Regions from separate parts of the Mus musculus genome. Here region 2 is linked to region 1. A link is a loop called in an ENCODE intact Hi-C map of the cell type or tissue named here. Cell type or tissue: left cerebral cortex. All regions are shown on one strand. Each heading gives the region's core, and the rest is flanking DNA. Links, peaks and the distances in the headings are about the cores only.

Region 1 (15,333 bases), core at 6,833-9,332:
AGTAGAACCAGCCAAAGAAAAAGAATTGTGTTGTAGTCAACAAAACAGAAAGGAGTTGGAGATCTGAAGAACACGTTGACATCAGACATAGAGATGCAGAGTTTGGGATTTGCCTAGCTGGTTTTTAGTCTTTTTTTTTTTTTTTTTTTGTCCAGTATTTCCTCATTGATAATGGCATTTAGGAATGATGATGCATATCCTGTGGCGCTTGAGGTATGTGATGAGGCTTTTTGATTTTGATTTTATAGGGGATTACAGTTAAATGATTGGATGAATCTCAGAAGAGACTTTGAACTTTGGATTTTTAAACATTGTTGAAACTGATAAGTCTATGGGGACTTTTGAAGTTGTACTAAATATATTTTGCATTATGCTAATGGTTGGTATGGACCCCATAGACTCATGTGTTTGAACAAGCCATTAGTGCCAGGGAGTGGAATGTGGTGGATTGAATATGCTGGGCCCAGGGAGTTGCACTATTAGGAGGTGTGGCCTTGTTGGAGGAAGTACATCACTGTGGGGGTGGGCTTTGAGAAACTGCCTCCTAGCTGTCTGGAAGATAGTCCTCTTCTGGCTGCAGTTAAATCAAGATGTAGATAGAACTCTCTGCTCCTTCCCTATCACCATGTATGCCTGGAAGCTGCCATGCTTCCTGCTATGAGGATAACAGACTCAACCTCTGACACTGTAAACCAGCCCCAATTAAATGCTGTCCCAATATAAGAGAGTGTGCCTTGGTTATGGTGTCTCTTCACAGCAATGGAAACCCTAAATAAGACAGTGAGTTAATTCATATAACATGGCCTTTCATACAGCAGTTAGTGTCCCTTTTCTTTCCTCTTCTTTTCTTTTCCTTTCTTTTCTTTTTAAATTATTTCTTTTCTTTTCTTTTTTTATATTGGATTTTTTAAAATTTACACTTCAAATGTTATCCCCCTTTCCTGGTTTCCCTCCTTCCCGGAAACACCCTATCACATCCTCTCTCCCGCTGCTTCTCTGAGGGTGTTCTGCCACCCACCTCCCTGCCCTCAATTCCCCTACACTGGGGCATCTATTAAGCCTTCATAAGACCAAGGACCTCTCCTCCCATTTCATACCTAACAAGGCCATCCTCTGCTACATATGCTGCTGCAGCCATGTGTACTCCTTTGTTCATGGCTTAGTCCCTGGGAGTTCTGGGTGTAGTGTCCCTTTTCATTGTGGGTTTTTCGGATCATTAATGGTATAGCCAGAATTTGAAACCTTTTCAACATATGTAAAGAAGTTGGTTTCTCATGATTCTGAGAGTAGATAGATGGACTTTAGATCTGACATCTCTTTGGAGGTAACAATGGTCACAAATATCAGAGACATCACAAATCCAACCAGAACAAAGATGCTCCAGACTCACTGGCTTGTACCATCTCCCAAGGAGCTCCGACTCAGCTTTAAGAAACCTAGAGCTGGTGATCCGAGCACTGAACAGATGGAGGCAGGAAGTTCAGGAGTTTAAGGTAATTCTCACCTATATAGCATGGCTGAGGTCTACACGGAACCCTCTTTCAAATAAGCAAACCAGGCTGGGGAGATGTCTCATTTGGTACACTGCTTGCTATGTGATAATGAAGACTAGATGCAGAAAGGTGAATTCTGGTAGTGTTCCCGTAGTCCCAGCACTGGGGATGCAGAGACAGCAAGATTCCTGGAGCATGCTGGCCATAGATCTCAACTAGCAACTTGGTGAGTTCCAGGCTCAGTGAGGGATTCTGTCTCAAAAATATAACGTGGGGTAGTGAACTGCAAAGATAGCCAGTGTAGACCATGGCCTACATATATAAATGCACACATATGCACATGAGTGATGTGCCCACATACACTCTCTAAACACACAGAAAATAAGCCCATGTACAATCACAACAGAAACCAAAACAAAATAAAAAGCAGAAAGTAAGGTAAGACTTAAGCTCTAGGTATTACTCGTTGGTTTGTTTTGAAGTCAGTTTCCCTGGCTCTCAGTGGAAAGGCATACAGGGGAATCATGTATGTGGGCATTCCCATTATGTGTCATCTATTTAGACAGGTAAGTGTTTACCTCATTATTTTCATTCTAGACACATAGGTTCATTTTAGTTCTCCTTATGGGTTAAGATGCTCAAATTCTGTTATCCTTAATATATTTTCTTCTTGGTCAGCTTCTTCTATCCAATCCATCGTCCTTTGGCTCCCCTGTCTCTTCTGTATATGCTTGCTGGGGCACTGACTTCCTACTGACAGGCCCCACCTCTCTCTGCTGCTGCTCTCCCTCATGGGTACCCTCCTTATCAAAGTCTAGAGTTGGCAGTCTGTGTCAAGGCATCCCAGGTAAGACCTCCTGTTTGCACCAGACCTGACAGCCTTTCACCTCTCCAAGCCTCTGTGGACACCTACCTTACAGTAAAGAGCAGCTCTAGAACTGAATAGGTCCACAAACAAAGACAGAAGTCCCAGGACCATATGGGGGATTTCTTCGGGTATTTTTCTGATACTATCTCTAGTATTTTTACTGTTAGGTTGACAGATCGGAACCCTCAGAGATGGGATCAAACCACAGGTCACTTACAGATGAGAATTCTTGCTCAGCAGAACGGTTTGTTCTCTTTCTGTCCTTTAGCAGTCCAGGAAAGCTAGGAGAGGGTAATTGGATGAAGCCTCCACTTACTTCTAATTGGCATCAGGTTAGTGGTAATGACTAAGAAGAGGGCTACTTACCCTAAGAGTTTCAGATCCTGCTTAATTGTCTACCCGGGCTCCCATTCCAAATTCATTAACAGAAGAGGGTAGAATTTGGCTTCTCTCTGAGTTTGTTTCTTGCACGGCTTGTTTAGCCTTCTCATTGGTTCCAGTACGAAATATAGAAATGTCTGATCTCTTGCAATGAAAATTACTTGCAAAATGAGGGACATAGGCTTTTGTACACACCATTGCACTTTAGTTCTGTTATAGGAATCTCAAACATATCATACACAAATCTCCAAATATCCAACTAGTAGCTATATCTCCCCTACTTTGAAAAACCAGTTAGAATCAACAGGCTAACCACCCCATCGTCAGGTAACAGCTACAGATGGTTACACGGGTTGAAATTCCACAGTAATGGATTTTTCTGGCAATGGAGTTTTGAGGTAAGGAGGATAGATCTTTACTCTATTCTCCTGTGAAGTCTTCTCAATCTATCCTGATTGTCTGCCATATAAACAATAACATTTAAGATACCTCTTGATTCACTAAAAGGTTTGCCCTGTTAATTCCGTTCCCAGATATCTGTTCTCCCCTGGCTTGTTCTGTGATTCCTCAGAGTATAGAGAAATTTAATGAGAAATGGCTCTCATGGGACAAAAGCAGAAGGGGAAGGGGGAGAGGAGGAGGAGGAGGAGGAGGAGCAGCAGCAGCAGCAGCAGCAGCAGCTGTCTAGGTGTCCAGGTGAAGGTGGCATATGCATGAAAGCTATTGGAAAAGAAACCAGGAGATGGAGCGTGTGGGTCATGTCTGTGACTAACAAACTGTAGACTGCATGAGTGTGTTCTAGGCAACTGAGGAATCAGGGCATTGGCGACTTCCCTGCTTCAGGTGTCTCAGCATTGCCTCAGGGGATCTTGGTAGCAGTTGGGGGCCTGCAAGGAGAATCACTGAGGTAGACTTGAAGGAGACTTTGCCCAACTGGTGTGACCAATTTCAGATCAATCAGGAGCAATTCTGCTCTCACATATGCTGTGTTACTCTTGAAAGGTTTTGTTTTATGATTATTGTTATTTTTAAACTGCAGTGACTTCATAATAATAATAATAATAATAATAATAATGCTTTTTCAAAACTTTTGATTGGTTCTTTGTGAATTTCCCATCATGCACTCCAATCCCATCCATTTTCCCATCCCTCCATACCTGCCCTCTGCTCTTGCAACCTCCCTGAACACACACACACACACACACACACACACACACACACACAAAATTAAAAAAAAAAATCTCCTCATGGACACTTGGTGTGTCACTGTGTCCCACAGTAGATCCCTTTTCCCAAACAGCTTTACTTCCAAATGTTTATTGCAGTGACTTGTTGGTCTTGTTCAAGGCCTCTGGCTTCTGCTACACCATCAATACTGGATCCTCACCAGGACTCTTCTCGATATCCCTGTTGCTGCCTTGGGTCGTAGAGTTCCTGCAGCTTTGGTTCTGCAGGAATGGCCCCTTCATGTGCTCCAGCAGTCCATAGATGGGGTCAATGATGGGGCAAGCAAACTCAAAACCTCAGATCTGGGCTTGGGAAGTAGCTGACTTGGTCAGCCCAACAGCTCTCTAGTGCCTGCCCATACTACCTGGCTAGCTCTCCCTCTTTGCCCAGGCAAAGAGCAGGATCAGATCTCTTGCCTGTGGCAGCCTGCAAGGGGCATGACCAATTCTCCAACACCCATGCCATTGGGGCTAGTTCTCCTGTACGCACACCACCAGCTCTCTAGTGCTGCTCCAGCAAGGGGAGTGGCCAGCTTACCAGAGTGCTATAGCTGGCAAGGGGTAGGGACAGCTCTCCCACTCTAACGTTCTTAGCGCCAACTCACCCATACCCATGGTACCAGGGCCAGGTCTACCTCCATTCTTAAGTGAGGAATAGGTGGCAGGATGGTGGTGGTGGTGGTATGTGTATGTGTGTGATCTCTCCCACACCTGTACCACTACACAGCCAGAGACAAACAGCTCTCATGACTGTTGCAGGCTTCAAAAAGCAGGGCCAGGTTCTTCAAAGCCCTTGTACATCCACATGGCCCCAAACGGCAGCCTAGAACAGGGACATCTGCATGGCTTTTGAAGGTAACAAGGGCCATGGACATCCACACAGACTCCTGCTGTTCCAAGGCCAGGGAAGCAGACATGGCCCTCATTAGCGGCATGGACTGGGCCATTACCATAGTCTCAGGTGGCGCTGCAGGCTACTCACATTAGGCTGTTCCTCACCACCCTCTTGTCATCTCCAGTTCTGCCTCTCTTCACCGTGCACCAACCATTCTGATTCTCTCTCTCTCCCTCCCTCCCTCTCTCTTCCTCCCTCCCCCCCCCTCATCTCTCCACCACATACTTGGCTCTTCATAGCATTGTCTGTGCCACCTGTGCCCATTTTATTATTTTTAACTAAAGTTCTCTTCTAGAAAAATAAAAATAAAACAAGATCAAATCAATTCTTAGCTCTAGCTCGTGAGACTCTAGAAAACCCTCCTCCATATCTAGTTGCTGGCTATGAGAGTCAGACCCACACGTTGGCTTATTTTGTCTTCTGAGAAGAGATCACTCTGCGACAGGGAATCCTTCCATGCATGGATGAAATGCACTGTAGTTCTGAAGGTTGTGGGTCTACAGCCTCATGGTTTGTTCACACAAGTATGGAGATGAAAAGGAGACAGGAAAAAGGGACCTGCGTTTCTCTAGCTCAGCTGCTCCTCTGCGCATCTGTTTAAATGCGGGAAGCTTTTCAGTCCATGGTGTGCACACACACACACACACACACACACACACACACACACCTCCTCCACCCATTTTTCTGTGTTTGTGTGAAGCAGAATATGGCAGCAACAGTTGACAGAAACTTAGCAGGAGCCCCAGATGTTGCCTTTCCTCGTTTCAGAGCCACCTAATCAGGGCTGAAAGGAACAAAAAAATACTCCCACAGCGAGAGAGCCAGCAAGCAATATAGTTGTTCACCTTGTCAGTCTTGGGGAGCATGAGTGGTCTTCTACCATCCAGGACTGCGTGAGAATCAGTTCAGATGACTCGATCTACATCCCGAGCTTGCATGTAACTCCCTATCCTACTTCATCTTCCTGCTAAGTTTCTCCCAGGCTGCTGCTTCCCATGTCCACTGACAAAAAGCAGCTTCCCAGAGGTGGCGCTGCCCATGTCAAGAGCTGGGCCAATCAACTCTAGAAAGGCCTTCCCAGACATGGCCAGCCTTGTGCTTTACAGAGTTCTCAGTTATCTCGTAATCGAACCATCCAAAGAAACAAGTAAGATTAACTATCATAAACTAAAATGATTCAAGACAAATAAAAATAGCCAATAAGGAAAAGGAAAATCCAAGCAACTGCCTGCCATTATCCTTTCCAGACAGAGCAGTGGATGGTAGATGGCGGAGATGGTATTAGCCCAGAATAAAAGACAATTCTGTGACTCAAACAAAGGATGTTCTTCTAAAGGCGACCGGCTGCCTTTGCATTGCTGAGATGAAAGTGAGTCAGCTTTGAAAGCATGCGCTGTTCATGAATCAGCATCTTGTATAGTCCTGAAAAAAACATTCTTTTTCATTAGTTTTGTCTGACAGAGAAAAGTGTTAGCGTCACAAGGTGTTAAAGCTACAGACATGTTTCTGTCTTTAACTGAAATGCCTTCAAATCATATACAGAGAGTTGCATCTCTGCTTATGAAGCAGGGTAATGTGGCCGTCTTTTGTTTGCTTTCTTGTAAAGGCTCCAGCTTCCTCTTGAATGAAACCACACTTCCTTTGTGGGTGCTCAGCTCTATTCTGCTGTGCATGCAGGGCCTGGGATGGTTTGCCATTTGCACTTTCCTTAAAATTCATCATAGCTGTAGGACACTGGATCCTTAAGGATCACATTCACTCCCACTTTTGACAGGTTAGACAACAATGTTTAAGAGAGTCAGACAGTTGCCCAGTAGTGGCAAAGGAGGCTTAGCGACAAACCTCTGAATGTCAGGTAGCAATCCCTCTCGTGCCCATGGGAATTTCCTTTTCCACCCTTATCATTGTTCAGTTGTCTCCTCTTACCGTACTGTCTGTTCTTTGCTTTGAAGCTACAGATAGACTTTGGGACATATGAACTCCATCTTGGCTATCTTCCATATCCTCTATGCTGACTTTTCTAATAAAGCTACTTCATTCTAGGCAACAGACTTCCCAAATTCCCTCCCAGCGAAGAATCAGCATATAATGATTGGGCCTTCAGGACAGTCTTAGACCCCCTGTATCTGGTATAATCTGAGAGGACAAACAAAACCTGCTTGTGAAACAGAGAGAGAGAGAGACAGACAGAGAGAGAGAGACAGACAGAGAGAGAGAGACAGACAGAGACAGAGACAGAGAGAGACAGAGAGAGAGAGAAGAAGAAGAAGAAGAAGGAGGAGGAGGAGGAGGAGGAGGAAGAGAAGAGGAAGAAGAAGAAGAAGAAGAAGAAGAAGAAGAAGAAGAAGAAGAAGAAAAGAAAGAAGGAAAGAAAGAAAGAAAGAGAAGAATTAAAGAAAAGAAAGAAAGGAGGAAATAAAATAAAATAAAATGGGCAACATGGTTTGGTTGGTAAAGTAGCTTGGTTGGGGGCTGATTTTGTCTACCTAGCCCCCATACAAAATCTAGGGTCTGGTGGCACGAGACTGTAATCTCATACTGAGTAGACTGAGACAGGTAGATCCACATAGCTAACTGTCGAGTCTAGCTAAGCAGTGAGCTCCAGGCTCAGCGAGAGACACTGTCTGCAAAAACAAGGTGAGAAGGAAGACATCGACTGAGGAAAACACCCAAGGCTGACCTTTGGCCTCCATGTGTAGCCCCCCCCCCCTCCCCGCGCCTCATATGCATACACATGAACAAATTCACAAACACATATTCATGAAAAAAAAAAATACCGGCTGGAGAGATGGCTCAGAAGTTAAGAGCAGTTGCTACTCTTGCAGAAGACCCAAATTCTGTTCCCGGCACCCACGTGGTGGCTCACGACTGTCCAGTTCCAAGGGATCCCGTGCTCTATTCTGTTCTCTGTGGGAACTAGTCACAATGTGGTAAACACTCATACACATAAAAATAAATCAATCTGCAAAAAAAGAATAAATTAAAGAAGTCTCATTTTTCCCATATGGCATTTGCAGTAGCTTTAAAAGTTATTATTTTTTAAATCCCACACTTGAAATTTCATCTGTTGCATAAGGGTTTTGTGAATTTTCTTCTTGAGAGACAGATGTATCAAATTTCAGATTTGTTCCAGTGCAGCTCAATTTAATCAGTTTAACTTTACTTAAATTATTAAAAAAAAATACCTTATGTGGTGAGACTCAGAGATCTACCTTACAGACTTGGGTATTTGGACACAGTCTCTCTCCTTGGCACTGTTTGGGGGAAGTTGTGGAACCTTTAGGAGGCAGGAGCATTGTTGGAAGCAGTCCAGCACTGATGGTCAGCTCTTGAATTGATGACCTTCTGGACTTCCAGTTCACACTCTCTCTGCATTGCGTCTGCCAAACGCCACACTCCTTTATTGGGAGATCGAATAATCAGGGTCCTGTGCATGCTAAGTGGAATATTCTGCCACTGACCTACATCTCCAGCATCCTGACCTAATTCTTTGATTGAAAAATTTGAAAGGGAGAACACGTGGATGTCAGATGAAGGCTTCACGTGATCAAGGGGAAGGGCATCGACTTTGGTTCTGCAGTTCTGCAGGCAACAGTGATATGCTAAGGAGCAGGATTGCCACATCCCTTTGGGAGGAGAACTTTTGTGGGAACAAAATAAAGGGGGGCCCAGGGAGAAGTGGGGGAGGATAAGGGGCCCAATGTCCAGCTAGAGTTCCTGTGCTCTGGGCAGGCGGACCCAGGCGTTGGGGGATTGCCGAGACGCTTTCCACACGGCCCCCGTGAGCATTTAAGCCTCTGACCCACACTGTGGGGGGGTGGATAAGGGGCAGCCCCTGACCTGGGGGCCCCAGGGCCACACCCTGTAACCCCGGGGGTATGGGAAAGAGGGATAAGGGAAGAGAGATTCTCAACACTGTCTAGAGTGGTGCAGCGGATCTAAATGGAGCAGAGACTCTCTATGGTTTAAGAGCTTTATTATAGAAATGCAGGGGAAAGAGGGGGGGGGGAGAGAGAGAAGAGAGAAGTGAGAGAAGAGGAGAAGAAAAAAGAGAAAGGGGAGAGAGAAGTGAGAGATAAGGGGACAAAGGAGTAAGAGAGTGAGGTGGGGGCCTAACAGCCCCTTTTTATGGTCTTCACTGTTGCTAGGTAACTGGGGAGGAGTTTAGCCTGAAGGTCAGAAGGTTGGGCCATTGCTTACTTGACTACTGACTATGCATCTCTTGTGGGGGCTGTGGTGGGTGGTAACTTAGGCAGGGGCCAGAGTTCCAGGAGCATGAGGGAAAGCCTACCGTGTCATGAAGGTGAATTATGATCATTGGGGTTCAGACCTCAGCTCGACTGGAGACCAGCCTGCAATTCCCCACAAACTCTGGGATGGTGGTAAGTGTAGGCAGCATCAGTGTCCCCTGGGAATTAAAAATCTCCAGTTTCTCAACTGATTGAGGAAAGCTGAGGATGAGGCCTCAGCTTGACAGAAACTTGAAATTGAGAGAACACCTTTAATCCTAGCACTTGGGAGGCAGAGAGGCAGAGAGGCAGAGAGGCAGAGGCAGAGAGGCAGAGAGGCAGAGGCAGAGAGGCAGAGGGGCAGAGGGGCAGACGGGCAGAGGGGCAGAGGGGCAGAGGGGCAGAGGGGCAGAGGGGCAGAGGGGCAGAGGGGCAGAGGGGCAGAGGGGCAGAGGGGCAGAGGGGCAGAGGGGCAGAGGGGCAGAGGCAGAGAGGCAGAGGCAGAGGCAGAGGCAGAGGCAGAGGCAGAGGCAGAGGCAGAGGCAGAGGCAGGTGGATTTCTGAGTTTGAGGCCAGCCTGGTCTACAGAGTGAGTTCCAGGACAGCCAGAGCTACACAGAGACACCCTGTCTCGAAAATCAAAAAAACCAAAAATAAAAAATAATTTTAAAAAATTTTAAAAATTAAAAAAAAAAAAAAGAGAGAACCACCACCAATTTAGAGGAGAACTGGGAGGCCGAGAAAGTATCAGTTCCCAGAGGCCCCAGATAGTCAGGGAGCTGTAATGGAGAAGCCATGTGGAAATAATGATAGTGCAATGGATACGACTGACTGTCAACTTGACCAGATATGCAATTCCCTGTGTACAACTGTGAGGGTTTACCCAGAGGAGGTTAACAGAGGCAGGAAGACATACCCTACAAGGAGGAGTGTCACCATTCCTTGGGTTTAAGTCCTGGACTTAATCCCTGCCAAATCCCACACTCTTTTACTGGGGCTTGAACCCAGGCTCCTGTGCATGCTAAGCAAGTATTTTGCCACTGCCCTACAGCTCCAGCATCAGGACCTCATTCTTTGATGAAAGGAGAGAGGTAGCCATGTATAGAAGTTCATCATCCCCTGCTTCTTGACGCTTGGTGCAGTGTGACCAGATTCCTTAACCCCCTGCCTCCATGATTTCCTTACCACAGAAGACTGTATCCTCCCAAACTGTGAGGTGCAATAAACCCTTCCTTCCTTGAGTTGTTTTTTAAAAGAAGGGTAGTCTATCACTGCAACAGGAAATGCAGCTAATACCTGTATTACTGAGTCACTGGAAGAGTGGCTCGGGCATTTTGTGGAATACCTACTTACACACTCTTAGGAGACATTCAATCCTGGTTCTGCCTCTGAAGTTTTTCACGTATTCATCCATTCCACAGATGCTCGATGTACTGTGATACTTGCTGATCATTTAACGATGATGGTAGTCATTTAGTACTACCAAGAAGAATACAGGCCTGTCTCGCCGTGACCATTACTGGTTTTCTTGGACCAACCCTTTCATGAACTCAGTACATAGATGCTGAATGCGTTTAGTTATGAATGGATGTGGTGGTTTGGGTCATCTTGACACAAGCTAGTCATGTGGTAAGAGGGAATCCCAGTTGAGAAAATGCCTCTATAAGATTGGCTTGTAGTGTATTCGTAAAGTTAGTGATGGATGAGGGACAGCCCAGACCACTGTGGTGGTGCCATCCCTAGGATGGTGGTCCTGGGTCTTATAAGAAGGCAGACTGAGCAAGAGAGTAAGCAGCCCTCTTCCATGTCCTCTGTATCAGTTCCTGCCCCCAGGTCCCTGCCTTCCATAAGCAATAAAATGTAAGCTAAAGTATAAGATAAGATAAACCCAGTCCTCCCCAAGTTGCTTTTGGTCATACTGTCTTATCACGGAAACAGCAAGCCTAATTAAGACAGTGGCAGGTCTCGAACGCCCCCCTCCTGGTAACCAAGAACGTCTTTAGTGGTCAAAGTGGCATGCACACTACCAGGAGATTTAACTTCTTTAGAAATTCCTGTCACTTTTACTTGACTCAACAAGTAGCCATGTAGTCCTGAGCCACAGTTTACACAAATCCAATGGTCCTTAGCAGTTTACTCTTAGAAAACAATTCCATAAGATTTCTAAGGAGGGGACTGGACCAGAGGCAGGTGTCACACAGCTTCTGTTGCAGGCTGAAGAATTAGTCTTACTAATTGCATTAAGGTGGGAAGAGTTTAAGTTTTGTAAGATCACGTAGAATGCTGGGAAATGAAGCAAGCCAAAAGTAACGAAGTGCTATGTCCAGTCAGATTTATAGCAAGCAATACGGGAGGCCAGTGGCTTATGTCTCATTCTATGCCTAAGGATAATGGATGTTCCTACGGGCAACACTGATGCTCTCTCGGCATGGGAATCCCCTTAGGCAGTAGCACGGCTTCAAAAGCTGCGGCTGGGAAAACCCAGATGCAAAGCAGTCAGGATAGCAAGTATCTAGAGATAAACTTGGTACCCTATGCCACATCCCCCAAATAGCACATCCACAAAATTTTAGTGATATAAAACTGAAACTTCAAGCTGGCAAAAACCTCAGATAGCATTTAGATCAGACTGTAAACATGTAGTCTTTGAACACCTTCTTATTTAGAGTATCATTTACATAAAAAGGGCGTTGCTCTGCCCTCAGGGTCCCTCTTGGTTTTTTTTTTTGTTTGTTTGTTTTTTGTTTTTTGTTTTTGTTTTTATTCACTATGTTTAGAAGTCCTTGCCAGGCTCCAAGACACCTGTAAAGACATCTAGGTTCTAACAGGTCACTGAAGAAATAAGGGAGAACAATTTCAGAGCTAGTTTGAAACGAGGCAGTTCGGACAACCGAGTAAGAACAGAGCTTCTTAGTGAGCTGAGGCTGAGAGAAGTCACGACGAATTTCTTTTAAGTGTGGCTAAACAGTAAAACTTCGCTTGTGGTCTGGTACACTTCCTGGCAACTTTTACAAACTCCACTCTTCATCTCTTTCCTTTCCTGATGTAGTGCTATCACTCAAGAATATTAGGTATTATTAAAGGATTTATTTTTCAGACAGTCTTATGTAGCCGTCTGGCTCCCAACTTGTTAGAAAGCCCAAGGGTGACCTTGAGTTCCTGAGCCTTTAGCCTCCTGAGTGTTAGACCACAGGCATGCACCTCTAAACAGGGTTTAGGGTTAGATTTCTGAGACTTCCCAGGGTGATTCACATTTTCGCAACACATTCAGTGTTTCAATTCTTTGATATTACTTATGGTGTAATCTACTTCTGACCTTTTCCACAACTGTCTGTTTTTCTTAGTTTTAAATTATCACCATATAAGCATCATAAAATGACTTTAAAAGTCACTGATGAAGGACAGGTGGGATGGCTCAGTGGGTAGAGGCAGGTGAACTGACGTCACAAAGCTGTCCCCTGGCCTCCATTGCACACCACAGACAGTGAGATGGTCCTCTTGCAAGTGCTCTTAGCCACGAGCCACCTCTTCACTCCTAATAAAAATTCAATCATGAATGAGAAAAGGCTAATTTAATATTGATTCATTATGCTAACCACAAGGATTTTTGACTAATACACTCTTTCCTTATTTCAAATGTTTTTTAAAAAGCCAACTGAAATATAGGTGTGTTTTATTCATTTTTACAAATTTTTATTTGGTGTATATGAATATTTTGCTTGCTTAGATATCTGCACACCACCTGTGTGTCTGACCCCCATGGAGGACAAAAGAAGGTACTGGATCCGCTGGGAACTGCAGGTTCAGTTATTAGCAGCCCTGGGGACTCTGGGACTTGAACCTGTGTCCTCTGGGAGAACAGTCAGGGCTCTTAACCAGAGCCATCTCTCCAGCCCTCTAAAGTTTTATTCTTAGTAGCTCAACTTGGGGAAAAACAAAAGAAAACAAGCCCCCCCCCCCAAACAAAACAAAACAGTCAAATTCAAATTGTTGAAGCAGCTAACTGGATACAGAGTATTTTAGTTAGGGTTTTACTGCTGTGAACAGACACTATGACCAAGGCAAGTCTTTTTTTTTTAATTTTTTTATTAGATATTTTCTTTATTTACATTTCAAATGCTATCCCAAAAGTTCCCTATACCCTCCCCCTGTCCCGCTCTCCTACCCATCCACTCCCACTTCTTGACCCTGGTGTTCCCCTGTACTGGGGCATATAAAGATTGCAAGACCTAGGGGCCTCTCTTTCCGACTAGGCCATCATGTGCTACATATGCAGCTAGAGACACAAGCTCTGGGGGTACTGGTTAGTTCATATTGTTGTTCCACCTATAGGGTTGCAGACCCCTTCAGCTCCTTGGTTACTTTCTCTAGCTCCTCCATTGGGGGCCCTGTGATCCATCCAATAGCTGACACTGAGCATCCACTTCTGTGTTTACCAGTCACTGGCACATTCAGCAAAATCTTGCTGACGTATGCAATAGTGTCTGCGTTTGGTGGCTGATTATGGGATGGATCCCTGGGGTGGGGTAGTCTCTGGATGGTCCATCCTTTCCTCTTAGCTCCAAACTTTGTCTCTATAACTCCTTCCATGGGTATTTTGTTCCCTATTCTAAGGAGGAATGAAGCATCTACACTTTTGACCAAGGCAAGTCTTATAAAGGACAACATTTAATTGGGGCTGGCTTCCAAGTTCAGAAGTTCAATCCACCATCATCAAGGCAGGAACATGGCAGCATCCAGGCAGGAATGGTGCAGGCAGAGCTGAGAGTTCTACAACTTCATCTGAAGGCTGCTAGTGGAAGACTGGCTTCCAGGTAGCTAGGATCAGGGTCTTAAAGCCCACACCCAGAGACACACCTACTCCAACAAGGCCACACCGCCAAACAGTGCCACTCCCTGGGCCGAGCATATACAATCCATCACACAGCATAAGATTATATAAAAGTTTCAGGGTAGGCAAGCTATATGATTAAAAAGAAGAAAGAAGGAGGAAGAGGAAGGGAGAAGGAGAAAGAAGAGGGAGGAGAGGAAGGAAGGGAGGGAGGGAGGGAGGGAGGGAGGGAGGGAGGGAGGGAGGGAGGGAGGCAGAGAAGCAAGCAGGTAGGTCTGCTCTTTTTACACTGACTGGGGCTGGAAATATGGCTCAGCAGGTAAAGAGGCTTGCTGTGAAGTCTGAGAACCTGAGCTTGATCCTTGAGACCCGCGTGGTAGGAGGACAGAACTGATTCTAGAAGCTTCTGACCTCCACAAGACACATGCGGCCTGGTGTGCCTGCCGCCAGTAAACACAGAAATGTAAGAAAATCAACCGAGGCTCGGAGATAGCTACCAAAATATTTGTTTTATTCTTGTAAAGTTAAAAATAGTAGACAGACTTATCTAGTTACAGTTTCAAAGCAGAATACAAATATATAAATTGCATATAACCCGGACGAAGACAAAATAATCTTTTTGTTTCTTTTGGAGACCAACTTAGCTTTGATCACGGCAGTTTCATTTTCGCTTTCTAAATGGCAGCAACATTGCTGAAAAGAAGTTTTCAAAGCACACATTGAAGTTCAAGGACTGCTGCAGATGCAGCCAGGTTTCGCTGTCGCTGTCACTGTCTCTGTCTCACACACACACACACACACACACACACACACACACACACACATCACTACGAAGCACTTTTTAAAGCCACCTCCTCTGGAGGCAGTAGGGCAGGGGAAAAAAACAAGAAATCAAACCAATCCGATCTTCAAAGCTAAATCCACTACACTTGGTGCACAGTGGCTGGTGCAGCTTTAAATGAGTCTGTCTCCAGGACATCTTTGCTTCTCGTTGGTAACCTTGAAATTGGGGGGAAATTACTGAGAAATTTCAAACTAGTTTGAAATTAAACTACTTTGCTAATTGGAGTTTTCTTCAAACTAAAAATATCAGTGAAAACATTTACAAATTAAATGTCTAAAAATCTTAACTGTCTACACCCACGTGATCGGTTCCTATCAAGGTGGGCACGGCCTGGGGTTGCTCAGGTGAAGGCTGATGTCAGCCGGGGAACCGAAAGGAATTGGGGAAATGAAAGGCAAAGGTCACACACACACTCTTCCTAGACCAGCGTGACTTCCCCTTCCCCAAGGTGTCCGATTATTTCAGCAGATAAACTCTTCTGTACCCCACACCACAAAGCTTAACTTGGCAACAGTATTTTATTTAGGGCTCTGTCCTTTAGTGTTTTTTTTTTTAAACCAAATTTT
Region 2 (15,333 bases), core at 6,726-9,225, 93 kb after region 1:
CATCTGTGAACAATGATCAGTTTACATCAGGATGAACTCTTATTCAGCTTCTGAAACCCAATATAGTTTCCGTTTTCAAGAAACAAATTCTTAACTTCTTACTAGTCCTTTACTGTGTAACAGTTTTCTCTGAATTGGAACATTCCCTGCAGGAAGGAAGGAAGGAGAGCCCCCACCCCGCCCCAGGGCTCATGAAGCTTAGACTACACAGATTTGACAAACCTGAAATGTATGAGAGATAAGAGAGGGCCCTTCCCTAAGATTACGCTAGCCAACTACAGCTGGAGGAGGAGACTCTGCCCCGCTGGGCCAGAGAGGGATTCCTGAACTTGACTACAGATAATTCAGAGTTCCTGGGTTGCTGCTTCTGTGAGTCATCACCTACGTTGGGCGGGGCTTTGATGATGTGACACAGCCTGGTTCTGAGTCATCACTGCTTCTGTAGTAACCCTTCAGGTATGGCCCTGTTAGCCCAGTAAGTCACTGCTTCAGCAAGAGGGACTTTGGTGCAAATGTTACTTTGTTTTTTGTTGTTTCCGTTTTGGGGTTGAGTAGACCAGTGTATAGTGTCTCAGGAGACATCTTATACAATACCTTTACCAACCACATTGAACCTATACCTATTTCTATTTATTGTTTATATATATGATGAAATCAAGGAAGTTTTGAACTGTATTTCACTTCTGTATTTTGAAGCTAAGTTCACACAATAATACCAATCTTCACAGAGCACGCCAGTGTTCTTGTTTGCTGTGACTGGAAGCCTAGCTCTATGAACTCCAGTTCTGTTGCTGCAGAGAGTATGTACGTATCGGGGACAGACAAAAGGTTACAGATCACTCAGCCTCTTCTGGCTTCATGACACTTTCTTTACACATCCTTTAGCTATAGTGACTTGTCTTTATGATAAGAACAGGACAGAAACTGGTCAAGACGGGAAAGGACCCTGTATTGGTCCCGGTTCTCCAGAGGGACAGAAATGATAAAATTAGTCTTTCCCTCCATAAAGAATGGAAACATATTAGAGTGACTTACAGGCTGTGGTCCAGCTAATCCAACAGTGGCTGTCTCCCAGTGGATGTCCAGCAACCTAGTAGTTGTTCTGTTCACAGGGCTGGGTACTTCAGTTGCTCTTCAGTAGATGTCAGAATCCTGAAGAAAGAGGCTCTAATGTCAGTGAAGGAAGGGACTGGCCAGAGTGATGAGGGCAAGCAGGCAAAGAGCAAAAGCTTTCTTCTATGTTCTCTATACAAGCCACAACCGGAAGGTGTGGCCCAGTTTAAAGATGTATCATCCATCCCTCCTCAAAAGATTTGAATAAAAGTAGGTCTGCCACTGTAGGTGATTTAATTACAATTAAATTGCAATCGCAAGAAAACTCTTCCACAGTTGTACCCGATGGCTTGGGTTTTTAGTTATTTCCAGATGGAGTCAAGTTGACAATCAGGAACAGCCACCGCAGGCCCCACAGCTGGAGTTCCTGGAATGACCTTGCTGGAGATCAGGGACTACAGAGAGCAGTTCTGGCTCCTGTCTGCCATCGTCACCTAAGGGGATCTTCTGCCTGGAGGCCATAGTGACTAAGTGACTGAAACAGAGAGGGTGCACTTAGACAATTCATGGTTGAGCAACTGGACTGACCAAATCTTTCCTCATCTCAAGTCTTATCTGACATTCTTCCAGAAGTCCTGAGAGAGAGAGAGAGAGAGAGAGAGAGAGAGAGAGAGCCAGACCCACAGTTTCATGCCTCATCATACTCTTTTTCCTAGGAAATCCTCTTGCTATACAGAGCCAGAATCGAATCACATCTCTCACCTCTCCCTCTCTGCTACATCCACTCTAGCAGTGACAGTCGTGACAGGCCCCCCAAACCTGGGCGCTGTCCTGAGGAGAAAAGTTCACGGAAACTTAGTCTCCTGAAACTGTGGCATCCGGTATAACGAATGCTCCAGTGTCCTTGCTTTAGTGGTAAATAGACCTGTGTGCTTTCTCTTAATATTGCTTTATTATAGGTGCTCCTAAGGATTGATTTTTTTTTGACATATAGCTAAGTTACACTCTAGGCAGTCTTTGATCCGACCCTGGGCATGGATAGCTAAGTCACTGCCCTACACAGAAATTTACCATTATCTAGGAAGAAGGAAGTTTGTGACCTAAGGAGGAACCTTAGTAATAAATAAATCTTAAAAAAAGGAAATCTTTCAATGATGGATTTAAAGTACCCCAATTTGTCATTTGTAGAATCATAGACTTTTTATATTGCTTATTATCATATTATGTTGTTATTTTATTATATGATATATTATAAATATTATATGTATCATTAGTTATTCTTATTTCTAACTTAATGTTTAACCTGTTATTAGACTTACCACTGGCAGTTGTTATTTAATTCATTAAAAATAAATGTAGGGGCTGATGATGTAGCTCAGTGGAAGGGTACATGTTTAGCATGTATTGGGTCTTGAGTTCAATAGTCATCACTTTTAATGTGCAGGAAAGTTAGAGGGACATAGGCAGACAAGGAAGGCGAAAGCAGACTCTTTGAGATAGTCGCTTCTTGTGCTAGGGAAATTTGTGAGGTGAACTGGTGGGAAGACATAGGGGTGTGGCTAAACAACACCATTGGGAAGATGGAGAGGACCCAGGGGCCCTATAAAGACCCAAACCAGCTTTCCTTTAGAGTGTTTCCAGCTTTCAACCTTTCTCATTCCCAAGGGACAAAGCTGTTACTTTCCCTCTCTCCAAGGCTTGGTCTTCTGTCTTTTCTGGACATTCAAATTGCCATTCATCCTTTTCCAGATGTTCAGTTCTTTGTCCATGCCAGGGAACAGGCTTGGTGAACCCCCAGATGGCCATCCACACCCCCATTACACTTTCCTTAGTAATCTGGATGACAAAAGGAGAGGCTCTGTTATGGCAATCTTAATTACTTTTATCAACCATTAGATCACAATCACACACTACAAATGTCTGTATCTATGTATCTCTATGTGGATGGGGGCTACAGAATGGATACAAATGGGTAAAGAGGTTGCAGCAGAGTTGTAACAAGTTTTAGAAGTGAACTGATACAAATACAAGTGGAGTCTGTGTCAGAAATATAATAAACCTGAATAGGCTACAGGGAAGAATTGCTACTGTAGCTTCAGTCTGCTAAGACTCAAGGGTTTGAAGGTGGAACTGTACAGCAGAGTCCAACTGCAGAATTGGAAGAGAAGGCTCTTGTCCAGATGAAGGAATGTGAAGATGGATGGGTAACAGATTCAAGTGGGCAGATGACAGTTGTATACAGCTTTGAAACAGTGGGAATCTAGCTGAGCTGAAGCCCCAAGGACAATTGGAAGTTTTCTGTGTGCTGGTTACTTACACATATGCTAGGTGTCAGATGAAGGGTCCACAGGGGCCATTGCTGGGACAGTGCAAGGTGTCTGTCATTGTACAGCATCCAAGTGAGAGAGTAACACCATTTTCTTGGACTAATGTATCTAATGAATTCTTGGGCTTGGTTTTCTTGATACAACTTAAATCTGCCCCTTTGCCCCTACATACTCAATTCACCCTGATAAACTTATAAGGTCCTACCCTGTCTACAACCAGGAATAATATGTCATTTATCAGTCTCTGCTGCATGGTGTTCACCCAAGTTCCCAGTCGTCCTCCTTGGTGAAAACAGAGTCAACAGTTGCTTGCACAATGGATTTGGAGCAAGGCACAGTCTGAAAGTCACTGTTTCACACAGTACAGACTAGCTTAGAGAAGGACATATGCTGACCTATGAGCCTGACCTCAGCAGCAGACGGTGATGGTGTTCTAGTTGATGTTAACACAATCCGGCAAGCCTGATAAGAACAGGTCTCATCCAATCAGATGAACTCCCACGTCAAACAAAGAGGCCGGGTAACCAGGGCTTCTGTTTGATTGCTTTGAGATGGAGCTTAATCTTTTCCCACCTTCAAATTCTGTCATTGTCAATTCTGTACTGTCAAATAGAAGCCAGGATCCAAGACAGGGTAATTCATAGTTACTAGGGATTTAGTTCTCATAGGTCAGAAGTTTGCGAGATTCAAAATTAAGATGCTGGCATTTTGCAAAGGCTCTCTTACTATGTCCTCACACATAGCAAATGCCAACAGGGAAGGAAGACAAAAGAGGGGTAGATGATGGAGAGAGACTTTCTTCTAAGATAACCCAGTCACATGACAACAGCATCAATTCATCTTTTTAACAGTCTCACTCATTAATTAATATTGTTGCAGTGGCAAATGAAATTCAAATCAAGTTTTGAAGGAAGGAAATATTCAAACAATATCACATGAGAGTAAACACAAGTCCTCTCTGGGTTCTGAGCCTGCTGACCTATTTAACTGTTACACATTTGACCCTTTTGGTTCTTAGATCTCTGGACTTAGATACGAATATTTTTGGATGCCCTGAAATCTTGGAATATAATCTCCAGATGTTCATGAATTAAATGAGAGAGAGAGAGAGAGAGAGAGAGAGAGATCTCCATATGGCTGCTTGTGTTTTTCTTGTGAACTCAGGCTAAGACAATGGGTTATGTCCTTGACTCTCATTTCATATTAGCCATACCACATAGTGTTTCCATGATTTTGTTAGAGACTTTAAATAGACTTTTAGGAACAGTGAGTCCTTGATTAAAGCTATTCATGAAACATAAATAGCAAAAGTCAAAGTTGATTACATATTTGCTAAATCCGTGATTGGATGTACTATTGCACGTGTTAGTTTTGACACAGGTGGAAGAATAGATAGTAAACATCGAAGTATTGATCTTGATTAGGTGGTGTCAAACAAAGAATTACCATATTTAAATGAATTGTAACTATAGCACATAATGTGGCGTGACTTTCATCCCCAAAGACATTCTTTAAGTGACAGATAATGGCTGATTTACCATCTTCAAGAGAATTTGTGGTATTATAAGTCACTGAAGCGAGGCTCTATTTATCATTGCTAAAAGTGAGACTGACAGGTTAAGGCATGCCATCTTTTCTGTAGAGATCAGTATTGTACTCGGGTCAAAACATACATTTAAAGTGGCTTTGAAAAGTGTGGTACAAACCTCATCATATTTCACCAGTGGCCCTTGACGTGACTGGGAAGAAGATCTACCAAGATATAGGTTTTGATGTATTTCTTACTAAGCACCAGGAGGCTATGACTGATTCATGCTAAATTGTCCCTTCAATGTCAGTCTGACTGGGTCCGCGCCACACTGAATCAATAAGATAATGGTAGGAAGTATGCCAAGGCACGAACCAGAGACGAGAGAGCTGTGTTGTCAGGAGTATACATCATTTCCTTCATATCTGGGCAAGATGGTCGTCTCACATAAAAGATGACTGCAAATTCTTACATTTATTGAGACCAGTTTGTAAAAAGCAGGAGTTATCTCTGCTCAAGATACTTCAGCTGAGAAATCAGAGATCACAGACACATTAAATTATCTGAAGTGAAGGAAAACATACCTTTGATGGAGCTGGCATTCTGGATTTGTCATTAATACATCCTACAAATGTTTTAGAAAGTAACTTTCGTGCTCGCTTCGGCAGCACATATACTAAAATTGGAACGATACAGAGAAGATTAGCATGGCCCCTGCGCAAGGATGACATGCGAATTCATGAAGCGTTCCATATTTTTGTACCCCGGAGCTCTTGACTCTAGCTGCATATGTATCAAAAGATGGCCTAGTCGGCCATCACTGGAAAGAGAGGCCCTTTGGACTTGCAAACTTTATATGCCCCAGTACAGGGGAACGCCAGGGCCAAAAAGTGGGAGTGGGTGGGTAGGGGAGTGGGGGAGAGGGTATGGGGGACTTTTGAGATAGCATTAGAAATGTAAATGCGGAAAATACCTAATTAAAAAAATAATAAATAAAAAAAGAAAGTAATTTTCTCTTGATACTTTTCTGGACTGTACTATTCATACTTAAAAGTAAGACATGTGATAATATTGCCCACTTGGTATTGAGCGTGATATTCAGCTCATGAGCTTCAGACCCAAGGCAAAAATTGTTCCTTCAGGCCAGCAAACACAACATCTCTATTACTTCTTGGAGGGGTGTCTCTCACTTTTGCCCACTCCTTAGCTTTTCTTCCAATTCATATGTGAGGGCAGTAAGTGTTTTCTTACCTAAATATAGTGCAGACACAAAGCAAGAGTTCTCATGGGATGCAGAGGTCCTGGAACACCAGCAAGTGGCAGGTGGCACTTTGGAGAACAATGGTGATAACTGCTTCAGCAAGACAGTGTCTAAGAGTGGACATTAATTAGAACACTGTGCATGCCCAAGATCAGACAGAGGAACTGCTCTGCTAGGAGCAGATGATCTCGCTAACATACCATAAAACAGTAAGTGTGTTTTTTAACTGAAAGAATAGAGAAAATGGATAGAAGTGAAGGCAGATAAAACATCCTACACCAAATCCTAATTAAGTGTGGTTTTTATCTTCTGTGTCTGAGTATTTTCATCACAGAAGTATTGAGGAAAATATTGAGTTAATATTAGAATGGCTCACTGTGCCACGTATTGCCTATACTTAGCCTAAAATTATTAACAAACTGTGTGGAGGAATGCGTGAAAATTTTATTTTGTAGGGCAGATACCTTCTGGCTAAATTAATCCATGTATTATCATGAGAGTTTTGAGTTAAAGGATGCCTTACGTGCTATTGTGTGTGGCTAGACAGGGGAGATGCTACATGAAGACTGTATTCTACATCTGAAACCAGATGGTAAACTGTCAACTAACCAGGACCTTTCTTTTGCCAGGCTTGATTGGGTTTAAGGTAAAAGACATATCCATTTTCTCTAGAGACCACAAAAATTTTTCATAAATGGTGCATGACTGAACCTGGTGAGGTGGCTAAGGAGGGACTGACTGATACCTGCCACCAAGTCTGATGACATAAGTTTGATCCCCACAACCCACATGGTAGAGGTAGATAACAGAATCCTGTAAATTGTCCTTTGACCTCTGGACTTGACTCCCCAGGGGGCACAAATGTTCACAGACACACACACACACACACACACACACACACACACAAGAGAATATGTGTGTGTGTTTGTGTGTGTGTGTGTGTGTGAGAGAGAGAGAGAGAGAGACAGAGACAGACAGAGACAGAGAGACAGAGAGAGACACAAACAGAGAGAGAGAGAGAGATAGAAAGACTTTGAAGATTCTGCTGCTGCTTCTCTGAAGAAGCCAGAAAGACACAGAGATGCATCGGGCACAGTGAGGTGGGCAGGCTTTTGTCATGCCAATAAAGGAACAATTGTCAGGTCAAGCATTTGGCTGTGCGAAGTGCTTAGATCATGTGCATCAAATGGAGAAATTATAAGTTAACTGGATATTCAGCTAAAATAAAGCTTGTCATTGAAGCTTTGAAGTAAAATGCTCTATAATAATTTTCATTGAAATTCTATAAAAAGAAATAGGATAGTCATGAATATTCTAGTCTTAAGAAGCAAATATTCCAAGTCTTAAGCTTTAAACATTTATTTATTTATTTATATATTTGCTTATTTGTGAGTGGGTTGCACACTGACACAGAGGGCAACATATAGAAGTCTTTCTACCGTGTGTGTTCTGGGTATTGAACTCAGGCTATGAGGCTTAGTGGAAGCATCTTTAACTGCTGAGACATGTCTCTGCTGCATTCCCCCTCCCCACCCCCAGCTATTTCCCCACACTGTGGCTATCTGGGGCTCTAATATGCTTTTGTGTGTATCAGCAAGTAGCAATCCAGGTTTCCTCATAACTTCTCTCTCTAGTAAGTGCAATGTTCTTCTGAAAAATTTTGCTGCCTTCTAGTGGACACAACTCAAGAACTAAAAATTAAAATCTATCTCACGTTTTAAGAAGTCTAGCACTTGGACATGTTCCCATAATTTCTTTCTACTTTTGGAAATCTGGATGCATTTTCCACATGAGCGAAATTATAGGGAGTAGAATTTCAGATTTCTATAAAATACAGTATTGACTGCATGAAGAGTCTTTAAGTAGACACTGTATGTCACAATGAAAACACCTGGAGAATCAATGTGCCCAGTTGATAATATTCACTGCACACAAATGTGAAAGAGTCAATTACTCACTTACTTTGGCCTTTGTTGAAGAATTCATTTGAGGGATGACTAATTTATTAATTCCAATTAGCAGACTGAAACTCCTTCATTAAATGGGAGGAAATGTCTTCAGTTTTCTCCCATCTCCTTTCCACCACAGAAAACATTAATGAGTGGCACCATTTCTTTTGAACTCTGTCCCTTTATTTGACTCTTAGAAAAAAGCTCTGATGGCTTCGTCTTTATTTGTCACCTCCAGATGCCACCACTGGAGTCTTGATTTAGTCAGTGACCTGTCCAGCTCCTTTCCTGTCCTCACGCCAATAACTCCTAATGACTTAAGTGTCATTTAGTTGTAGGTTGGTATAAAATATAAATGGATAGAGATGTAGCTTCGTGGTGGTAGAGTCCTGTTTTAATTACTTTTCTGATGCTGTGTCAAAAAGCCGTGACCAAGGCAAGAAGCAAGAGTTTATTTGAGTTTGTGCTTCTAGAATGCATGGTGGTAGGTGAGGGACAGCAGCAGGCTGCCTATGCAGAACTCTGAGAGACCAAGTTTTCAAATGCGAACAAGAAGTACAAGGATAAAACTGTGTGTGGAGCTAGGCTCCGACCTCTCAAAGTTCGGCTCACCTTCCTCCGTCAAGTCCCCACCTCCTAAAAGTTCTCACTACCAACTAGGGACTGATGTTTGAAATGCCTGAAACTCAGGGAGGTGATAATTTTTCATCCAAACCACCACACATATTTACTTAACACGACCTGTTTCTCCCCCATCCCTCAGGAAGCAGAAACCTGAGTGTTTAAGACAGGGGATAAAAGCGAGAAATTGACTGAACAGATGAGCCCAGAAGAGAGGTGTCAAATAGGACTTGTGAGAACACCAACCAGTTTGCTCTAGCAGTTTTGGGGACCTGGGCTAGCAGGTACATTCATAGAAGCCCCAAAGGTTGGGGCATCAGGAATACCTGGAGCCATGGCAACGTTCATCCTAGCCTTGTACTACAGAGATGTCAGCCATCCCACAAAAGCCAGATGGGGTAAAGAATTAGAGAGAAAACGCTCCATTTCTGAAGCAGTTCTTAGGGTAAAACACCTATCACACCACGTTTACACAATTCTGCCACTAAGCACGTGGCAAGAAGTGAGGGGGAGAGGGACACTCTTGCTGCCAGCTTTCACGCTTTTTGTTATCCTATTCTGACCATGGCTCTTTGGGCCTCATAGCCCTATATCTCTGGTGCTTTCTGTTGCTCCTGGTCCAGGTTTCAGCCAGCCCACTTCTGCAGTACAAGCATCTTGGCTTTCAGTATCTCGTTTGAGAAGAGTTTCTGTGACTTACAAGTAAAAATAAGTTCCCACGCAGTGTAATAAATATCAATCCGACCTGTCATTTATTTGAAATATAAATTTTCATTTTGTGTTGAACAGCCATGTTATTTCTTTCACTTTCTGATTTTCCATTCGCGTAGATGATGAACAGTAGCTGTTGACATACTTTTGGAGTTATTCTTTCATAAAGAGAGTCTTTTCATAAAGACTCCCTGCTTCATTAGTTTCTATGTTTATCAGAACAGAGATAGCCTAGGTATTTTGTAAGGAGGGAGACGGGGACGGGTTTGCTTTATTATGAAGCATGGAGGTGCGCTAGCAGTCAGTTTATTACTAGGGTTTATAGCCAGGCCACGTTAAGTTTGAGTCCGTGAATTATAAAGTCATGAACATCTATCTTTTTTTCAAAAAAGATTTATTATTTATTATATGTAAGTATACTGTGGCTGTTCTCAGACACACCAGAAGAGTGTTCTTTTTTTTTTCCACCAATAGATTGGCATTTTAATATAACATTGCTTATGGAGCTGTCATAGTAAAAGAACAAGCACGTGTGATATAGTCTAATTCTCTGGGTGCACAGATGACAGAGCACAGCATATTTGTATGCTCACTGGTTTGTGATGTAGAAGAGAAGCATTGAATTAAGCCAAGTCTGAAATTCACTAACAGGCAGTAAGGACCCCCACCCTTTGCTCCATAAAGAAGCATACACATACACTCTCTCTCTTTTAATACCAGTTGCTGGAGGAACATACTTGGAAAGATATTTCATAGTAAAGGGTGGTCATTGCCTCATTTACAAAATATGTAGGGACCCGAGACACAGCAAAAATTCTCTCAGAAAGCGATGAATTGAAAGAGATTTTAAAAAATACATTGCATAAACTAAGTACTGTGTCATTTTCTTGTCTGTGTGACAGAAAGCCTGGCTTAGACACCTTTAAGGAGGAGCAGTGAATGGCTTCTGGTTTCAGCAATCTTACCCCACTGTGGTCTGGAACGGAAGCTCACACTACAGCTTCCAGGAATCAGGGGGGAGCTGCCCTTGATGGCAGTTCTCCTAGGCTTCTCCCACTTATCCATTTATTCTGTCTGGGGTCAGAACTTCTAATTGGCCCTGCCACACCTCCATTGTCTCTGGAATCACCATCCCAGATACCCAGCAATGCCGTTTCCTAGTTTCCTTAGAACTGGAAACAAGTGCCAGGTACCAGCTTGTTGGGGAGTAGCCTGGAAACTTGTGATAGATCTGGTCTCTCAGAGTCACTCTTATGTGCAATTAATTCTATCACGTGGCAGTATGAGTGAGAAATGTCCCCTGTAGTCACAGGCATCTAAATCCCCAAGCCCGTCACCTCAGATGCTGGGCACAGAACTGTAGGATTTGGTGGTTGCGCTCTGCTGGAGATCAGTTTGGCGTAGTTTACTTTTCTTAAAAAATTTTTTTTTATTAGTTATTTTCTTTATTTACATTTCAAGTGTTATTCCCTTTCCTGGTCTCCTCTCTGAAAACCCCTATCTTATCTTCACTCCCCCTGCTTCTATGAGAGTGCTCTGCCACCCACCCACCCACCCACTCTTGCCTCCCTGCCCTGGCATTCCTCTACACTGGGGCACAGAGCCTTCACAGAACCAAGGGCCTCTCCTCCCATTGATGCCCGACAAGGCCATCCTCTGCTACAGCTGGAGCCATGGGGCCCTCCATGTGTACTCTTTTGTTGGTGGTTTAGTCCCTGGGAGCTCTGGGGGAGGTCTGGTTGGTTGATATTGTTGCTCCTCCTATGGGGCTGCAAACCCCTTTTGCTCCTTCAATCCTTTCTCCAACTCCTCCATTGGGGACCCTGTCCTCAGTCCAATAATTGGCTACAAGCATCCACCTCTGCATTTATCAGGCTGTGGCCTGTCTCTCAGGAAACAGCTATATCAGGCTCCTGTCAGCATGCACTTGTTGGTATTCACAATCATGACTGGGTTTGGTAACTGTATATAGGATGGATTCCCAGGTGGGGCAGTCTCTGGATGGCCTTTCCTTCAGTCTCTGCTCCTCACATTGTCTCGGTATCTCCTCCTGTAGGTATTTTGTTCCCCCTTCTAAAAGGACTGAAGTATCCACACTTTGGTCTTCCTTCTTCTTCCTTCTTCATTGCTTAGTCCACTAATTCCTTCCTATGCCCCAGTCTTCCCCTTTGGAGTGGGACTCTTTACTTTGTGACTTCGTATATAGGGTGTAACTTGTTCTTGATTTTATTGGATTGAGGTGGGAAGACTTTCCCTAAATGTGGATGGTACCAGTCAATGGGCTGAGGCCCCAGATTTCATAAAAGGGAGAAAATGAATAGAGACCAATTACTCCTCCACTCTCTGCTTCCTGATTGGGTGCAATGTGAACAAGCTGGCTTCAGCTTCTTGGTCTGTGCTTCCCGATAATGTCTTTCTCACCATGATGGGATTTATCTCTTATATCTTTCCTCCAGCAATGAAAAAGCAACTAATACAGTGTGGATATAGAGGGAGTCTTAACTCTCAGTGGTGTCTCTGAAGTAGCAGAGATTTTTTGTTAAAGCTAAAAGGGTCACCGCCAACTGTGATGGGGCATGGATCTGTAAAACGGAGGGGAAAAGGAGATGCTTAGTGTATTAGGAGACTTGAAGCTGGTCGTGCGTTCCATAAGGAGAATTCATCAGACAACACACTGTGGTGGATTCATCACAGGAAAACTGTGCAGTCAGCTCTGCTTTAAGTGTCACTGCGTGTCACTCTTCATGCGTCTGAATGGCTTGTGTTTCAAAGCTCCCCTGGAGCTATGTCTAATATGACTAACTTCTAGTCAGTGGGGGCATATTAGTCATGTGGCTATGTGTGTGTGTGTGTGTGTGTGTGTGTGTGTGTGTGTGTGTGTGAATTTGTCCATATAGTTGTGAAATACTATGAGTCTTAAATCTTCTATGTGAGCTGGGTCATTGGAGAACAAGAAAGCTGATACAGATGTTATCTGAAGACCATCCTCGGAAGAATTCCATCTTACTTGAGACAATTGGTCTTTTTAGTCTATTAAGGCCTTCGGTTATCTGGCAGAAGCTGACCTTCATTATGGAGGGTGATTAACTTTATCCAAACGCCACCAATTTAAATGTTAGTCTTATCCAAAATCACCATAAAGCTGACACAAGAAGCAAAACATCAAGTGGAGCACTGGGCCGAGGTGATGCATGTCCTTTTGTGGCCAGATGCCTAAACCTCTTGTGTACAGCCTTCCATGACAGGCTCTTGCTGGTGATGGTCAGAGAGGACTGGGCTGTGACTACAAATTTCACAGAGTAGAGAAATCACTAGATCAAAAGCAGTTGAACCAAGCTTCCAAGTGACCTTTGTCTTTCACTGAACTAACTGTGTGGCTTGTCTAAATAATATGTGTGCTGTGTGAAGCATTGGAACAAGGGGTTGTTTACGGTAGTTAGCATGTCCCAACTGCTGCGGTCATGCTGACAGCAATGAGGAGAATGTGCTGACGAGGCAAAGGGTGGAATCAGGAAGACCAGTTGAGAATCTGTAGTGCAAGCCTGGGCAAGGAACGGTATTTTTGGGCTAGGGTGGTACTCTGAGTAGGTTATAAGTGTCTTAATTCATCATAGTGCATGATAGACTTTTACTATACAAAATTATCACAGAACAAACTCAGAGTTTATATATTTTTTAAAAAAGTAAGTTGATTATCTGAATTCAGTTTAGAATAAAAGGAAATATGAATTATGACGTGTTTTTATTTTTCATTCACATTTCGTAACAAAGAGTCTTATATAAGATTTAAATGATCATTCTTAATTAGGATATACAGGCTGGTGCTGGCACAGTAGATGAAAGGCGAAGAGAGACAGGGAAGGACAGAAGGCAGTTCAACATGCTCTGTTTGTGGGTCACTGCCATGTGGCCCTAAAGAGAGTTCATGCCTTAGGATAACCCCATTGGATAGAGGGTTTGAGGGCAAGTTACAGGCTACCTCACTGATGTCTCATATCCCCTGTTGGAGAAAGAGCATTCCACAGGGAATTTGCTCTGTGACTTTCAATGTGGTGGCAGGGGGACTAGACTGCTGCACAGCCTGGAATTACTTGCTGGGGCTCCAATGGCTTCAAAGCAAGCAGCACATGAGTCACACGAGTCACATGAGTCACATGAGGCATGGAATCAGAAGAGACGCTCAGGATGGTCCAACCTGAAACTCACTCATACTAACTCGGGTGAGAAGACTGTTAGGATTATTAATCAAGGTACTTTACAATTATGCATGCTTCTAACAGCAGGTTGCTAGTGTGGTATGTTAAGACTATATTTATGTGGTAAGTTAATACTGTTGTTATTTTGAGAAATCAGAAAGCAATACATCAAGTAGTTATGGTTCTATTGGCATGCAGAGATACTACGACCGAGGTAACTTTTATTAAAGGAAGCTGGCAGGAGAAGAGAGAGGGTGGGAGGGAGAGAGGGAGGGAGGGAGGGAGGGAGGGAGGGAGGGAGGGAGAGAGAGAGAGAGAGAGAGAGAGAGAGAGAGAGAGAGAGAGAGAGCTTTTGAAACCTTAAAGTCCACCCCCAGCAGCTCACCTCCTGTAAGAAGGACACACCTCCTAATCCTTCTCAAAAAGTCCATCAGCTGGGGACCAAGCCTGAAATATATGATGAGCCTTTCTCACTCAAGCCATCACAGGACTTGTAAGCTCTGTGTTAGGAATGAGGAAAGGAAAGTGACTTTTCCCGTTCCTGAGCTTTGAGGCTGTTCTTTTACTAGAGCCATAGTGGGTTCCCATGGAGAGGTAATGTGGTCTTACTTTTGCTTCTCTGGCTGCCCAATTCTGCTTCATAACACTTAGTTTGTACCAAAGCCTAGTGCAGTAGGTGCTGGGAAGGGGCCTCATTTTATGGACTTTCAAAATAGAATTTCAAAGAGTAAAGTAGGTTTCTCACAGCCACGTAAGGACATATGATGAGTTCCCTTGCTTTTGAGTTTTAACAAAAGTCTTCCTCCTGGATTGTTTCCCTGTCGCTGTGATAAACACCATGGCCCAAAGCAACTTACGGAGGGAAAGGTCATTTGTGGCTTACAGGTTTCTGTCTGTCATCAAAGGAAGCCAAAGCAGGAAACTGGAGGCGGCAGAGGAGGCAGTGACCACGGAGGAATGTTGCTTACTGGTTTGGTCCCTAGGTGTGCTTGGGTCTTCTTCAAGGAAGACCAGAATCACAGTTAGCTTGTGCCTGAGGAAGCTAGCGGTGATAGGTGATGGCTGGAGGTGGGTCTTCCCTTAGGAGCCGAAGTGTCGGCTAGGAAGCAAAGTGCTGAGGTGTAGATAGAGGAGTGGTTGTGTGGTGCTCGTTAAAGCTTTCTGAACATTGAGAACAGACCCAAACCCTACTCCAGAGAGAGCCGCGTGGTGAAGGCAATTGTGAAGGAGTGAGAGGAGAGGAGTAGTGGCCAGCTGCATGGCAGGTGGTTGGTGCATCCCGGTGGGAAACACAGTTGGCACAGCCCAGTGGGAAAGGCAGTTGATGCATCCCAGTGGGAAACGCTGTTGGCACAGCCCAATGGGAAGGTGTCCTTTAGAGAACAATATGGCGTAGCCCAACAGAGGACTGTGATACAAGGTCATACTTGTGCCACCTAAAAAGAGCTATGCCTTTTCCTGCCAAATTCTCTTTCCTAGGCTTGACCCGTGGAGAAGAAATAGAGAGGAAAACAAGGAAGAGAAAGGAAGCAAATCTTCTTTTCCATGCCTGCTGTAGAGTTATGAACTTGACGCGAGTTGACCACAGGGGAAGGGAGAAGTTCTCAATTGTAATGGCGACTGCACACACGTGACGAGTCTGAGCTGTATTGCCTTGGTCTGTGACTGGTTTGGAAGATAACTTTTC

Evidence for each region. Peaks named below come from ENCODE experiments on the same cell type or tissue, not always from the same donor. Only the 100,000 strongest peaks of a DNase experiment are listed, where the experiment ranks them.
Region 2: it touches region 1 in a loop (2.8-fold over the local background); 4 of 42 quality-filtered maps call a loop at or near these places.

What each region holds. Positions count from the first base shown.
Region 1 is chr16:78,525,925-78,541,257 of GRCm38, forward strand. It overlaps D16Ertd472e (DNA segment, Chr 16, ERATO Doi 472, expressed), which reads right to left. Exons shown (of 5, transcript NM_001252439.1): 5 at 14,412-15,333. Among named protein-coding and RNA genes, the nearest start is that of 4930478L05Rik, 27 kb to the right of the region's middle. In left cerebral cortex, for the core only: no CTCF peak of the experiment used is centred there; a DNase peak (open chromatin) is centred at 8,207.
Region 2 is chr16:78,619,187-78,634,519 of GRCm38, forward strand. It overlaps Gm24861 (a small nuclear RNA gene), which reads left to right and starts at 5,561; the gene lies at 5,561-5,667. In left cerebral cortex, for the core only: a CTCF peak has its summit at 7,851 (motif pointing left); a DNase peak (open chromatin) is centred at 7,812.